Regions from separate parts of the Mus musculus genome. Here region 2 is linked to region 1. The links are chromatin loops, found by intact Hi-C in ENCODE. Cell type or tissue: left cerebral cortex. All regions are shown on one strand.

Evidence for each region. A loop is a pair of places that touch in the nucleus more often than their neighbours do. Peaks named below come from ENCODE experiments on the same cell type or tissue, not always from the same donor. Only the 100,000 strongest peaks of a DNase experiment are listed, where the experiment ranks them.
Region 2: a loop joins it to region 1, with 3 times the contacts of the local background. A loop is called at or near these places in 2 of 42 quality-filtered maps.

Annotation. Positions count from the first base shown.
Region 1 is chr15:83,984,943-83,992,942 of GRCm38, reverse strand. Efcab6 (EF-hand calcium binding domain 6) reads left to right here. Exons shown (of 32, transcript NM_029946.4): 7 at 3,985-4,121. Among named protein-coding and RNA genes, the nearest start is that of Efcab6, 76 kb to the left of the region's middle. In left cerebral cortex, no CTCF peak of the experiment used is centred here; DNase peaks (open chromatin) are centred at 558, 1,083, 3,114, 3,525 and 1 more place; H3K27ac peaks cover 614 bases.
Region 2 is chr15:84,049,578-84,057,577 of GRCm38, reverse strand. Efcab6 (EF-hand calcium binding domain 6) reads left to right here. Exons shown (of 32, transcript NM_029946.4): 2 at 3,029-3,135. The coding sequence starts at 3,065. Among named protein-coding and RNA genes, the nearest start is that of Efcab6, 12 kb to the left of the region's middle. In left cerebral cortex, CTCF peaks have their summits at 1,322 and 3,408 (motif pointing right); DNase peaks (open chromatin) are centred at 2,354, 3,461 and 5,018; H3K27ac peaks cover 411 bases.

The sequences.
Region 1 (8,000 bases):
AAGCCTGGGACACAGGCTGTCAGTGGGTAAATAGAGAAACAAGGGGAGTGGTCAAAACAGGCTGAAGGTGTGCTCTGGCTCCCCTCTGAGCAGGCTCAGTGTGACTGAGGCGTGCGTGAAGGCAGGGAGGGGCCTGGCTAGCACAGAACACCAGAACTGGAGAGGTGTGTACTGGCTTGCTACTGTAAGCAAGGCTAAGGCTGGGCTCACAGCTGGGACAGAGGAAGAAGGAGAGAGAGAGGCTGGGATTATCCAGGGTAGTATTCCAGTACCAGAGAAGTCTCTCACAATGGCAGGCTAGGGGTGGCAGTGGGAGCAGGGAAGGGTGAATAGACTTGGTCATTGTTGCTGGGCCCTTGGCCGCTTACTTTCTCATTCCTTTCTTGTTCTCTCCCACCCTGTACCGACCGGTCCCCCTCACCAGGACCCTCGCTCTGATGTCTCTGCGAAGTCTCGCCATCTGTAGCTCCCTTCTGTGGCTGCTGCCAAACTTGCGTCTGACAAGTGATAAGGAACTTGGAGAGGTACCTCTGGTGGGCGAGAGCTCTGTGCCAGGTTTGCGGCTCGAGGCTCTCCACGCAGAGGACCCATCTGGGTTGCCATGGGACTGCAAAGCAGAGTGTCGCTCCTGTCCTCCTCCACGTTCCCAGAAGAAGTGGACAAGGACTTAGCGGCAGAGCGGGCACTGTAGTTTCTCTGGCCCCTGGGTGCAATTGCTGTGGGTATCTAGGGTTCCATCTTTAGACCCAGGGATGTGCTGGCTTAGTCTGGTTTCCAGTACCAGCCTGGGATGTGATCAGAGGCACCTGTGTGCTCTGGTTATTAGAAGACGGTCCTTAGCATGTGACTTCACACTTGTCAGCTAGGGATCCTGTGATGGTTGTCATCATATCAACACCAAGCAAATGCCAGGACTACATCTTTTAGTTGGGACAGAGCCCTCAGAGCTCTGGTCAGGTGGAGGAGACCCGTGCAGCCAGGCCACAAGGCTTCCCTAGCATATGGCTTTTTTCCCTCAGGCAGCCAGGAAGGATCGAGTCACTTATTCCAGCAAATGTTTCCCGAGCATGAACATTCCACTTAGCGCTTAGACCAGGCCCAGCAGGGAGCATCTCCTGCAGTGTAGCTAATGTGTTCTGAGGGACTGCTGGGACAAAAAGGGTCCTGTGACCTTCTGAGGAGGCTTGTAGAAGATCAGGGAAGTGTGAGGGGCTATCCAGATGGGCTGGATTAGAGTGAGGACCAGAGAAAAGGCAGCGGATCTGCCATTCCTGAGGTGGGAGGGTGGAGGGAGAGCCGTTCCAGTCTGGGAAATCTGAGAGGTCACTGGCAGGTGACACACAGGCAGCTGGGTGTTCTCTGGACTCAGCTGTGCTCTCCAGAAAGCAAGCAGCCAGCTTGGCAAGGTGGGGCAGGACTTCAAGACTGGGAAGTGGAAAAAGATAGGAATAGGCTTGGAGGTGACTCAGTGGGGACACCACCTAGTGTATGCAAGTTCCTGGGCTCTGTCCCCAGCACTGTCAACAAAAATGTTAAAGGTGAAATGGATATTTGAATGTCGTGGGTATGGGTGCATATGTATGTTCATGAATGCATATGTTTTCTCCCACCCCAAGTGTGTGTGTGTGTGTGTGTGTGTGTGTGTGTGATATGTATGTGTGGTATGTGTGTGTGCATCTGTGTGTGGTGTGTATGTGTTGTGTGTGTGTGTGTGTGTGTGTGATATGTATGTGTGGTATGTGTGTGTGCATCTGTGTGTGGTGTGTATGTGTTGTGTGTGTGTGTGTGTGTGTGTGTGATATGTATGTGTGGTATGTGTGTGTGCATCTGTGTGTGGTGTGTATGTGTTGTGTGTGCATGTGTGTGTGTGTGGTATGTGTGCATGTGCATGTATGTGTGTATACACTACCATGGCAGAGAAGACTCAGAATACAGTGCCCAGTCCTGTGGAATGAGGGGCCAGGGTCAAGGGAACAGGACGCACTCACCAGCACGTTTCTCTCCAGGTGCATCAGGCCTCCTGTGGGGGCATAGGAAAGGGGCGGAAAAGCTGGCTCAGCCAATGAAAGTCTGCAGTACTCTTGCAGGGGACTGGAGGATGATTCCCAACATCCATATTAGGCGGCTCACAACTGCCTGTACCAGATTTAGGGGATCTGGTAATCCTTGGGTTTGTGAGCGCCTGCATTTAAGTATCCCCCCCTCCCCTGCAACACACACTTACTTTGGAGTAGACCATGGGTAGGATTCATTCAGGGTTGAGGAGGTGTAGGGAGAAGGGGGGATGACACATTTGAGGGGTGCTCAGAGGAAGAAGAGGTAAGGAGATCGCAGAGGAGAGCGACCTGTAAGCAGGGGACCCAGGGACAGAGGCTGGTGGGCTTTGGGCTTTGGAGGGAGTGATCTAGAAAGCAGAGGGACAGACACCTTGGCTTTGCAGGGTCAGTGGCCGTCGGTACTAGCACAGCACAAAGCTTGAGTAAGAACGGTGGTTTTCTGGAAGGGAGTTCAGGTGTCAGAAGGGTGGTTGGCATAAACACGGGGACTCATGTGGCCCTGGTACCCACAGCACGAGGGGTAAAGCAGTGGGTGGAAGGACAAGTGGCCAGGGTGAGGCAGAGGCAAGGACTGGAAGTGGCTCCAGGAGAGCACTCACCCTACCTAGCTCCTGACTCAGGAGCGCCCAAAGACTGAAGAGACCTGGAGAGGCTGCAAGAGGGACTGTCATATGGATAGGCCAGGCTTCACCAGCCTAGGAACCTATGGAGAAAGTCTTGAGGAAAGGGGAACCCACTTGCTGCCTAGTGCTTCTCTCCACTCCCAGGCTTGCTAAAGTTCCTTAGAATCCAGGCTAGACATGGCTGCATCTGTTCCTCTGACCATGGAATCAGCTCCTCTAGAACCAGGCTTCTCTCTTCTTTCTCTCTCTTTCCTGGCAGTGCCCTCTGTAGTCAGTCACTCCTGCTGGCTCAGTGCCACCTCCTACAGGAAGCCTCCCAGACCACACTAGCCAGAAGTGTTTATATTCCTTTGAAGGCCCATGCCTCTGCCCACTCCATATCTGACTCTTACTCCCAGTTGCTCTTCTCCTCTAGTGACAACTGTGTTTGCGTGTCTAGCCTTCCTTCAGGGGAAGGTCATGAAAAGACAGGCTGCAGCTGAAAGATGGTATCGTGTTGTCTAGCCATGAGCTGTTGAGTCAGTAAGGCCCTGTTGGATCTCAGTTACTATATCTGAAGATGCACTTGGTGGGGCGGGAGCACTTGCTGGCAGGGCATGGTGGGATGGGAGCACTTGCTGGCAGGGCTCTGAGCACTCAAATGACCCCATAGAAGTCTAATTGGCACAGAGACCCAGTTCCCCATCCTTGCATCTTTTTCAAGGACCCTGCCAAACATCTCACACGGCTACTCATTGCAGAATTCAGAGATCGTTGTAAAACTTTTCTGTGGTATCTTTAAAAAAAAATAAAAAAATTTTAAAAAATTGAGAGGTTGAAATAGACCGTCAGATTTTCCAGCTCGCAGTAAAAATAGTTCGCATATGGCCATGAAAAGCAAAAATCACACAAGTCCAGCTATGCCAGGACTAGTTTTTCAGCATCAATTAGCAGAAAAGAGTTTTTCATACAGCCTTAAAATGGAATGAATTGTGTATGAGACTTACTGCTTTACATTAAAAAGAGTTTTTTTTTTTTTTTTTTTTTTTTTTTACAAACTTACTAAGACCATTTACTGAGACAATTGCCTTGCAAACTCTCAATATATGCAAAATGTTCTTTCGTCGTTGTTTTTTTTTTTCTTCCAAAGATGTCATTGTGCAATGTGTACTGTGGTGAATCTTTGAAAACATTTTATTTTATTTTACAAGAAGTAGTAAAAAAAAAAAAGAAAAGAAAGAAAGAAAGCCTCTCCACATTGGTTGCCATTTGAGGTTTTAGCCTCGGGCCTCTTGACTTTTCCCAATCCCTCTTCTTTTCCGCAGATCTTCCGGAACATGAGGAGCATCAGGAAAGTCTTCCAGGTCATGGATGTCAACAACACAGGCCTGGTGCAGCCCCAGGAGCTGAGGCGCGTTCTGGAGACATTCTGCCTGCGGATGCAGGATGGTGATTATGAGAAGTGAGTGGCAAGATCCAATGACAGTGGCAGGTTGCTGGGCCTTTCCCTCCCTCGGTAGCTCTCTCCTAGGCTTCATTTTGGACACTGCCACGTTCCTCCTGAGACCATGAATTCTCAAAAGCCCCCAGCCCCTCTTATTCCTTGAGGAGGGAGTGGTGAGCACCGCTATCCAGCTTGTGTATCTGCGTGGGTGGGTTACTGCTGCTCCGTCCCCTGCCACCATTCTCTCCTGTGTGTGCCCCCCTCCTGTGTGTTTCCAATTCACTGGGAGTTTGACTCCAGGCCTGGGGCAAAGAGGAGAAGGGACCAGTGTTGAAATTCACTCATCTGTGGGCTACTGCCGTGGAATCTTTGAGTCTTCACGTAATGGCTCAAACGTTCTTCTCCCTAGAGGACATTGTTCCTGGGGGCAGCAGGTTGTGACAGGATAGGGACTAACACAAAGTGTTTATCTGTTTCCTGACAATTGCCAGATGCCACCACCTGCTCCTGACTCTGGCTGCAGCACAGCACTCATGGGTGGGGTGGCCAGATGCTTGGCTCCTGCTCTGTGTGAGGTTTGAGTAGGACGCGCTGGAGGAGAGCCCCGTGGTGTTTCTTTATTGAAGTGCCCAGCTGAGAGGATGCCCTCTTCCTGCCCTTTTCCCAATCTCTTCTCTGAGCACAGCCTCCACCCGCCCTGGGCCTTATCTCTGCTTCCTGGGGTCTCAGTTATCCACAGTTCACTGGTCCAAAACTGCTCAGTGAGAGTCCTGAAATAAGCAGTCCATGTTCTGAGTACCCTCCGCCATACAGTGTATGCTGTCTTGTCCCCTTAACTTATTCCTGTTGGCCTCTCACTGTGCTTGTAAATTAATAGGGAAAAACCTAATACATACTATGGACACACTCATGTGTGCACATACGTAGATAGGCGGCTTAGTGTCATGGGATTGGTGGACCTTGGCTCATGTCCTAGTGGTTCAGGGATGCCTGGACCCTGCAGGCTGCTTCCAAACCTCTACTGTTTCTGCAGAGGCAGAGAGATAAGTTAAAGGCTCTGGAGTTAAAGGTTACTGTTAGGAGGGGGTCACTGCGGCTTCTGACAACTTTCCTGTAGACAAGATCGGGGCTGCAGGCAGCAGAGGGATTTTGCCCAGAGCAAGCAAACACAGAGGGCATGTGCCGGTAGCTCCGAAGGGGGCTTGCAACCAGAGACTTAAAACAAATAAATGGATCCTTCCCACTCTTAAATATGGGTTCTTCTTTCTTCCTCTTTATAACTTACCTCAGAATATAAAAGGCATAATAGATGTTTTAATTTTTATATCCTTTCTGGCTGGGAAAGTGTCCAGAATAAGATCCAAACAAAACAAATTAAATAATTTTGTGCGTGCAATTACAGAGCGGAGGCAGGCCTCTTCTGAAACAGGCCGTCAGAAACAAAGCGGGCTTTTATTTGACAATAAACCTTGTGTTTGGCACCGCAGTCTCCAACCTAGTAAATCTATATATAAAAAAGTTACTGTCTGTTTCCCCATCTCTTAAGTATTGAATAATAAAGTACTCCGCAAATTTTTATTCGAGATTCCTTTCAAGCCTCAAAAACAATGGTGCTTTGTCACTGCAGCCCTGAACAACGTTCCGAAATAGAATTGGTTCTGTGGACGCACACAGAGGCTGATTTCTGCTGGGGCTTTAATGCCTTCCTCGAGGGAAATCCCAGAGGACACTGGGACTCTGTGGCTTTCCTGGTGTCCACTTTGCCCTTTGCAGTTCAGAACAAGGTGCACACAGCCTTTTTCAGTAGTGTGGTCTAGCGTCTTCCTTCTGTTTAAGATCTGCACTGGGCACTTCGTGTGGTAAGAATATCCAGGCTCTGAAGTCAAGGCCGTGCTTGGATCCCCATTCCTGGAACATCAAGGTGTTACCAGGACTCCATTTTCTCTTAAAGAAGTAGGTGTTGAGGGGGTGGGGGACTGGGGAAATAGTTCAGACTACAGGGTGCTGACCCTGCCCTGCAAGCAAGAGGGCCTGAGTTTGATCCCAGTAAACACATTAAAGAAAAAAGAAACAGGGGGTGTGGTTGCATGTGCTTGTAACCCCAAAGTTTGTGAGGTTGAAACAGGTGGATCTCTGAGCCTCACCTGCCAGCCAGTGTAGCCTCCTTGCGGAGTTCCAGCCAGCAAGACAAAACAACAAAAGCAGGTGATAGCACGTGAGGAACAATAGCTGAGGGGCTTGTCCTCTGGTCTCCATACACATGTGCCCACCCAACCATATTCACCAGCACGCTTGTGCAGATACACACATGCACACAAACACACAGACACATCCGCATGCATGGATGCATGCATGCGCATGTGCGTATACACACACACACACACACACACACACACACACACACACACACGTACCCACACACACAAATGTACCCATATACATGCATGCACATGTGGGAAATGGGCTAGGTACCGAGAAGCCCACCCCACAGCATGGGGATGAAGACATGATGTAATAATGTGTGTAGCACGCCTGTGTTATGCTTACATGTGCCAGGTGTTCATCTCGGTGGGCAGCGTCCCAGTCCTGATGACCTGGGATCCTGTTACAACTTCTAGACAGTCACCTGCTGGGTATCTCTCAGCCTGTGCAAAACCCAAGGCCCAAGATGACCTCACCATCAGGTCTATGAATCTATTAAATCTGTGTGAAGTCATTTCTGAGCAGCCCTGTAATCCATCAAACTGTAGAAGGCCAGCCTGTGCTAGGGTTGCCTGGAAGGTGTTTTTCCAGGTTGCGATGCTGGAAAGGTTCACTGGGATCCCTCCCCCCCCCCGAGCCTCCCCTTCTTTCTAAATTTAGCCTCCTGTGAGTCCCACTTGCCTGCTGCTTTCTTCAGGCTGTGTACCCACCCCAGGCCTCGCTGCCTAGAGTTGGAGTCCCTGGGATAGTGTTGTAAGAACAGCTTAGCGTCTAAGCGCTTTCTATGACAACCTTTAGACATTGTATGTCTGCGAGGGGGTGTGTGTGATGACATGGGTGTGCCTGCATGTGCATACACATGCCTGTAGAAGCCAGAGGCCAGTCATATCCGTTCCTCGAGAACTGACCACCTTGTTTTCTGAAGGAGAATTTCTCAGTGAGACCTCAGGCTCACTGATTGGGGTAGACTGGCTGGCTGGTGAGGCTCATTACTTAGGGTAGAGTGGTTGGCCAGTGAGCCCCAAGGACTCACCTATGTCCATCTCCCAGCTCTGTGGTTATGGACTCTGGGGATCAAAGTCATATCTTCAACTGGCACATCAAACATTGTACAGACTGAGCTATCCCTCCCCACCCCCCAGCCCTGCAGAAAGCCTTTTGAGACCCTGCCTTTCTGTTCAGGGCCAGTATTCGTCTCTAAAGTGTTTTCTCCAGGGCATACTACCATGGGCTTCCATCTGTCCCCCACATGCATACAGCAGGTTCCTGAACCTAGGACTCCAGGTCCTTAGCCCAAGCCAGGGTTCTCCTGTAGGCAGACCCTGGCTGCTGGGATACTGCAGTTGCAAGGAGTCTTCAGTGTTGGGTGAGCCTTCACCAAGCTCCCCTGCCTTGCTTGAGCAGCACGCTGGCCAGCAGCCTCGCAGGCTCGCAGGACTTAGGCAGATACTGGCAGGTACTTCCTCCCAGGTCTGGAACTTCTGGGATGTTTTCACAGGATCAGGGCTGAGAGGAAGACAGGGGCTGTTTAGGGAGTTTCTGAGTTAGCATCTGGCAGCCGTCATCCCTCTGGATAAGTTTTCCTACTAGGACAGTAGGAAGCTTCATCGAGTGGAAGAGAGGAACAGTGGGGAAGGGATCCACGGTGCTCCCTGCGCAATCTGGAAACCAGAAAAATAACAAATACTTTAAGTA
Region 2 (8,000 bases), 65 kb before region 1:
GCTTGCTTGAAACTTGCTCTATAAACCCAACTGGCCTAAAAACCACAGAGATATGCCAGCCTCTGCCTTCCAAGTGCTGAGGTTAAAGGTGTGTGCCCCAGGCCTGGCTCTGTGTCTTTTATCTTGAAAGATGAACTGTGCCAGGAAGACGAGGAGTGTGATGGCTGTTCTTGGTTGTCAGCTTGATACACCTGGACAAAGATTAAAGAATTAATTCTTTAATTAATCAATTCTCCATTAAAGAATTGTCCCCATCAGATTGGCCCGTGACCGTTTTCTTGATTGCTAGTTGATGGGGGGAAGGCTGCTCCATCCACTGTGGGCCGTGCCATTCCTAGGCACGTGGGCCTGGAATGTACAAGAAAGGTAGCTGAGCTGGAGCAAGCAAGTCAGTGAGCAGCAATCCTCCATGACTTCTGATCCAGTTGATGCCCCCAAGTTTCTGCTTTGCGCTCCTGTCATAGCTTCCCTTGATAATATACACTAGAAGCCAAATAGACTTTTTCCTTCCCAAGTTGCTCTTAAAAGTTGAGTGTAAGCCGGGCGTGGTGGTGCACGTCTTTAATTCCAGCACTTGGGAGGCAGAAGCAGATGGATTTCTGAGTTCAAGTCCAGCCTGGTCTACAGAGCGAGTTCCAGGACAGCCAGGGCTATACAGAGAAACCCTGTCTCAAAAACAACAACAACAACAACAACAACAACAACAACAAACAAACAAACAAACAAAAACAAAAACCCAAAACCAAACAGCAACAACAAAAAACAAAACAAAACTTGAGTGTATGTCTTCAACTGAGACTACACTCTTTGATACTTAATTTAAAAAAAATATTTGCATAAAAGTTGAGAAAACTGATATAAAGAGGTGGTGGGTACTTCCAGCTTTCCCTTCCCCGAAGCCCCGTGATACCGTTCGCAGAATAACCATAGTTCAGTCTTCAAAACTGGGACACACGCGTGAATATCATGTCAAATTAACTGAACGGAGAGTTTAAAATTTTATTTGGATTCAGGAGTGTCTTTCTTTTTCGCCCGTTGTGGGGGTCTCTGAGGTGACCTCGGTCCACAGAGTGATGGTTTACAAGAAGCAAGAAGCCCAGAAGTTCTGTTCAACACAACTCAGTAGCAGGTGCTGGTTTAACCTAAACATCAAGAGTCTGACCCTGAGTTGTTTCTTTTTGGCGAATTTAAGTACAGCACAATTTGGTGAATTTTTTTCTAGTGATAACAACCCCTCAACCATCTACATGGTCCATGGCTTACAACGGTCCTCAACTTCAATTCCATGGGGTCTAGCACCTCCAACAGGCCTCCGTGGGAACTGCAGTACGTGGAGGCTTAATGAAGCCAAAGGCTTGACTGTATTGGAACTTTGTAAAATATACCTCACATCTTCCATAAAGCTAGGTTTTATAGATTGACTGAGAAAAAACAAGCTCGTGAGAAGGGTCTGGAGAGGTCTTGACTCCTAAGGAAGTATGAAGGTCACCAGGTCATTAACCATATTCGCTCCCAGTCTTTTGGACAGAAAACAGGTTATACATCTCTCCCCTTGAAGAGACAACTGTGTGTGCTCAGCACTCATGAGTCTACTAGTGCTTATCTGTGAGCTAAGAGCCCCCATGCCTCCCATATCTCAGGACAGTTTTTATTGAAGCTTAACAGTATAATTTGGCAGCATTTGTTAGAACATTAATAGGCTGTAGTAATTTGAGGTGTGTGTGAATGGGGGGCGGGGTGAGGGTCTTCTGTGTCGTCCAGACTGGCCATAATCCTCCCTCTGGTAGGATGATTAGTGTCCACCACCCATTCCTCTGCTGGCAATCTACTTTTTAAGAATGGAATAATATAATTTTGTATTTTTTTGTCTTATTTTTGTGTGAGATGCATGTGAGTGTGGAAGCAGGAGGTCAATCTTCTGTGTCATCCTTAGGATGCTGTCTTCTGCCTTTTACAAATCAATTTCATAGGAATGCCCCCGGTACTCTCCTGCCTCATATCTCCCCAGCACCGGGATTTTGTGTGTACCTCCATTTCGGATTTTATTTTATTTTATTTTTTAGTGTAGGCTCTGGGCATAGAACTCAAGTCCTCTGTAGGAGCAGGAAGTGCTCTTAGTCACCGAGCCATCTCTCCAGCTCCATGGTTTCAGTTTTCAAAGTCTCACACCAATAGACACATCATCACAAAGTGGGTGAAGGATGGCCGAGGTCCCTGTCACGGCGTAAGGGAGGCTGGTCTGCGCAGAGGTTTCCACAAGGGCTTCTCAGGAAAGTGACATTAGTTTTGAGATCCAGGGCGGCAGTTTCCAGAGTGATGCCTGGGGCCTGTGGAGGCAGCGGCAGCCAGCCCTCAGGAACTTGGACAGTCATGCATTCTGAGTTCCCGCCCACTCTTCATGGCGATCGGAATCTAGAACTGAGACCTAGATTCCAGAATCTAGAACCTGTTTCTAAGAAAGATTCCAGGTGACTCTGAGGGACATTGAGGCTCGAGAACCAGTGATCTCCAGGACGAGGAGAGTTCAGGAGGCAGAGAGGGAGAAGTGTGGGTGGGTAAGGCAGAGGCGATCCCATGTGAGGACAAAGGTGTCTGCGTGGAAGAGACCTCGTATGTCTCAGGGACCACCTGAGGCCAGCGTGGTGGAGGTGTGGGAGCAGGAGTGGGAGGCAGCTGCTGGAAGACACAGGTTGATGCATTGTCTTTGTGGGTATCAAAGCCCAGGGCCTGAAGGACAGTGACAATGATAGGAAGAAACAGGACACCACAGGGCTTTCAAGTTATTGTTCTGGCTGTTGTATGGAAGTGTGTGTGTGTGCAAGTTGTGTGTGTATGGATGTGTGCATGTGCGCGTGCATGTATATGTGTATGTGTGTGCACGTGTGTGTGTGTGTGTGTGTTGGGCGGGAACCTGGGAGGAGGAGAATGTGCCTACAGTGCTCACAGACTAGCTTCACGTATGGCTCAGAGAACCAAGGAAACTGTTGAGCTCTCGGGTGCTAACTGGGTGCTAACTCTTCTTTCTCAGAATTCACAAATTTGCAAGTATTTGATCTAGAAGGAAATGAAGCGCAACGGCACCAGGCTAAACTTTGCTAAAGCCAACAGCACCAAGTCGGGTAGCACAAGAGCAAGGTGAGTCGCTGCCATGCCCAGCTCCATGCTGCCTGCTGCAAGACCTGCTGGGAGGGTGCCTGCGAAGCTGGGGAGGCTTTTGCTGCCAACCCCCACTAGTGTGTGTCAGCCGCTCATCTGGCATGTAACAGGAGTGCCCAGGCTGGTGCATTCTGACATGTAGTGGCCTGAAGCTGATTATCAACGGGGCAGCCACTATTTGTTACTCACAGTGACTTTCGAGCGCACTATGCAAACAGTTGGACCGCTCAGGATTCCTGCAGCACTTCCCTCTTCCTGTAGGTGGCAGCAGCAGCAAATTTTTGGTTGCTCTGCCTGAAGCAGAGAAACCCTGGAAACTTTGCCTGCTACATCTGAGGACTTGGGGACATGCCTGGACTATAAATAGTATATGCCAAACACACTGTGTCTGCTGGTTGGACAGGGAGAGAGTTGTCTCCAGTTCTTAGGCTTCTGAAGTGCTGAGAACAGGACAGCTCTGCAGCAGCCGACCGTGGTCCTGCCTCTTTCCTTTGTCTGTGTCTGTCAGCGTGGTGGGGGTGGGCGCTGAGAAATCCACCGGGTAGATCATTATGTCCATGACAGAGAAAGCAGAACACAGACAGCCTGAGACACACAGAGATGCTCCGATGTCCTGAGATTAAAGGTGTGTGCCGCCACGCCTGCCTCATTTACCACTCTTTGGAGGACCGATGTGCTAGGTGTATAGTCATGGTCTCCTGGGGAAAGACACATGGAAATTCATGAGACTTGTGGTCCTGTGGGAACTTTACTAATGCTTCCTATTTCCCAGTAGCGCGGAGGAGTGAGGAGTCATGGATGGTGTGGAAATGGGAGGGGGGTGATCTTTAGGCATGGAAGGAAGGAATGTGAGTGTGTGGGTCTTATATGCGTGTGGTGTGTATGTTTTAGGGAGTTGAGCAGATGTCTGTAGTGTGTATGTACCTGCGTGGTATGTATATAGTAGAAGTATGTGTTATGGTGTGAGGGGTGGGTGTAGCATGTGGTGTGTACATGTGCTTCAAGTGTATGTGATGCGCGTCAGGAGTGTGTATGCTGAGCATGTGGTAAGTGTGTGTGGTGACTGTATGGTAAGTATGTGTAGTAAGTATGTATGATTACTATGTTTTTTGTGTGTCATGTGTGTGGTGAGAGTGTATGGTGTGTGTAGTATATGTGTACTGTAGTATGTGGTATGTGTGAGGAGTGCCTGTATGGTGAGGTTGTGGCATGTGTTTGTGTGTGTGTGTGCGGTGAATGTGTGTATGGTATATGTGGGGTGTGTATGTGTATAGTAAGTGTGAATGTATATATTGTAGGTGGGGTTTGTGTGTGTGTATGTGTATATGTGTGTGTGTGGTGTGTGTATGTATGTGTGTGGTGTGTGTATGTGTGTGTGGTGAGTGTGAATGTGTGTGTTGTATGTGGGGTTTGTGTGTGTGTGTGTGTATGGCGAGTGCCTGTGTGGTGTATGTGGTGTGTGTCTATATGATGTGTGGTGCATGTCTATATGATATGTGGTGCATGTGTGTGTGTTGAGTGCCTGTGTGGTGTATGTGGTGTGTGTCTATATGATGTGTGGTGTATGTGGTGTGTGGTGTGTGTCTATATGATGTGTGGTACATGTCTATATGATGTGTGGTGCATGTGTGTGTGTTGAGTGCCTGTGTGGCGTATGTGGGGTGAAAGAGAGAAGCAGCTTGGTTTTGTGAAGCTTGTTAGTCTAACTTACAATTTCCCACATAAAAGTAGAGTTTCAAATCACGGTGGGTGCAGTGCAGAGTCGGTCCTGGTGTCCAAGGGACGTTGAATGGCAGGGAAGCTTCTGCTAGGAGTGGAAGGTGCAGCTGGTGGTGGGAGGCACAGGGTGGGCAGGAGCCAGTGCGTGTGACCCACTTCTAAGAGAGCATCAGAAACAGAAGGACCCAGGCTCCACCTTCCCAGCATAGCTATTTTTGTTGCCTCTTTTCCGTGCCGTCCATGAGGAAGCAGGTATTTATATCAGGGCGTTTGGACTACGTGCTCAACTGGGCCCTCCTCTTTACATTGTTCTAAGTGCATTATGTTACTATATATTCCTATAGTCACCATTTCCAGGTCATTAACACACATTATCTTTAGGAGCTGTGCTTGTCTGAATGTTGGGTTGATGGGGTTTGTCTTGTGCTGTGAGGAGGTGGGGGAGACTTGAAACCCCAACAGCATTTCTCAGGCTGGGCTTCAGGATGAAGGAGGGGGGCTATGCAGGGACATGAGAGACTCCAATGAAGGAGGCTGGGATTCAGACAGGAGGCTGCCATCATGGAGGCCAGTCCGGTTTATAAGCACTGTTGTTTCTGCTAAATTCAATTCAGATGGCTGGCTAAATTGTTTTATTTTATTTTATTTTTTTAAGACAACCTATCATTTAGAAGCTGCTTGCAGATCAGCTCACATCCTTCTAATTCCTATGTTGAGAACTGTGAACTGGGGCTTGCTGCAGCCCCACACCGAAGTTTAAGATGGAGACAGCCTGGCCTTCCCATGAAACACACACAAGTACACACTGGTGCAAGTGTGTAACCGGCTGGGAATTAAGTATAGGCGAGTTTGGGTCTCAGCCTTAGGGCCCCAGTAAATTTGGCCTTTTTTTTTCTCTAGTGTTTAATTTTTTGAAAAACACAGGTAATGGTGCAAAGTTGATAATTAGACACTCAGCAGCCAGAGATGTAGGCATCTGGCATTGCGTTTGAAGCTGGCAGAAGCTTTGCTAGGTTTTTGTATTGGCTTGACTCGTGTGTGTGTGTGTGTGTGTGTGTGTGTGTGTGTGTGTGTGAACATTGAGAAAGCACCATGGCCTATGTTTATCCTTCCTTTCTGAGGATATTTTTTAAAAGCAGTGGGCAAGTATGTTCAGCCCAGCTTGGGGTCACCCGAGAGTGTGTTTCCAAGAGAAGGCATGGAAGGCTGACATGATGGGTCAGGAACACTGTCTGCACCTCTCAGTGCTGGGTTGATACACACATTTGGCTTTCGTTGGTTTGTTTTATTTATTTCATCTCTATGGTATTTGCCTGTATATCTGTGCACCACACATGTCCTTTGTGCCTGCAGAGGTCTCAAGAAGGCATTGGATCTCTGGGGACTGGAGTCACAAATAGCTGTCAGCTCTGTGTGGATGCTGGGAATTGAACTTGGGACCTCTGGAAGAGCAGCCAGTGATCTTAACCTCTGAGCCATCTCTCCAGCCTGTGCCTGACTTTTTTTTTACATGGGTTTTAAGGATTAAACTCTGGTCCCTTGTTTGCAAGGGAGTACTTTACCAGTTGTGCATTCTCTCTAACACTATATTCTGTTTCTTTAATATATACATAAGAATGTATAATATCTAGCTGTCTACCTATCTGTATTTGGTTTTTGAAAATTTTTGTGTTTGAACATTTTGCCTGCTTGTATGTATGTGCATCATGTATGTGCAGTGTCCATAGAGGCCAGAAGAGGGTGATGGATGCCCTGAAACTGTAGCTACAAATGGGTGTGAGCCACCATGTGGGTGCCGGGAACCGAATCTAGGTCCTGTGGAAGAGCAGAAAGTGTTCTTAATCGCTGAGCCATTGCTCTGGCTTCTATGATGTGTATTTTTATTCTTAATAGATATAGTAGTTTGTATATGTTTAGAGAATATTGTTTGCCCTTTTTACTTTTGGTCGTGCTGGGGATAGAATCCAAGCCATCTATATATTAAGCAAGTGGTGTACCACTGCGCTGTGTCCTCAAGCCTCCACACACCGTCCGGATACATGGATTCTGCCTGTAAGGAACAGAGCTTACTCATCCCTTCAAACACTCCGCATCTCCTGGTGTCTGGAACACTCGGCATCGGCATCCTCTCTATTAGCGGCTTTGAAATGTCCTCAGTGCCAAAGGAAATTGCCCTCTTGTGTGATAGAATGTTAAAGGGTCGCTTCTCTATTCAGCTGCACCCGCTGCCCGTGCCCCACCTGCTTCCAGGCTCTCTGTTCCACTGTCTTCTATTTGATCAACTCAGTCTCCATGCAACACCTTGTCCCTGTATTCTACACTGCTCTTGTTAGAGGCGGAGGGGCCCCTTGTTCCTAAACCTGTATGTATATATGTTTATGGATGAGTCCATATGTATGAACATGTGTATAGCAGGCAAAGACATTTTCTTCCCTCCTTATTTTTTAAGGTAGAATCCTTACTGAGCCTGCCAAGTCTCCTAGACTGGCTGACCAGAGGGCTCCAGACAGCCTCCTTGTCTCAGCCTTCCCTGCATTGGGGTGGCTAAATGATCATCTTATTTACACAGGTTCTGGGGCTTGAACTTAGGTCCCCATGCTTAGTGGAGTAATCACTTCTCCAACTGTGCCACCTTCCCAGCCCTGTTACTGTTTTATGACCTCCTGTCAATGTGCGTCTACCGCCTGACTTAGATGGGAAGACGCAGGAAGGTGAGAGGCGTTCATTTCTCTCCCTCTCTAGACCGCCGCTGTGGCCTGCCTGTGGCTTGTGCTGAGCGCATACCTGTTTGGAATATGTTTACATCATGCATGCTTAGGTTGAATATCAAATAGGGCCTGTTTTCAGAACCATTCCGGTCAGCCCTTTGGACCATCTGTGTAGTAACGGAGTCATGCCAGCCTGCCTTTGGTAGGAAGGAGAGTTGCAAGAGGTCACACAGGTCATCCAGCCATCCTCCCCTGGGAGAAAGGGTGATTCCTTGCCAGGCTCTCAGCTGCATCCGGAGGAATTGCTTTTCCTGGGATGGTGCTTTTGTTTGTTTGCCTGTCCCCCGCCCCCTTGCCTTCAGCTAAGTGTTTCCTGAATGGAATGGCTCTGTACTGAAGTAATAAAGCACACCTCAG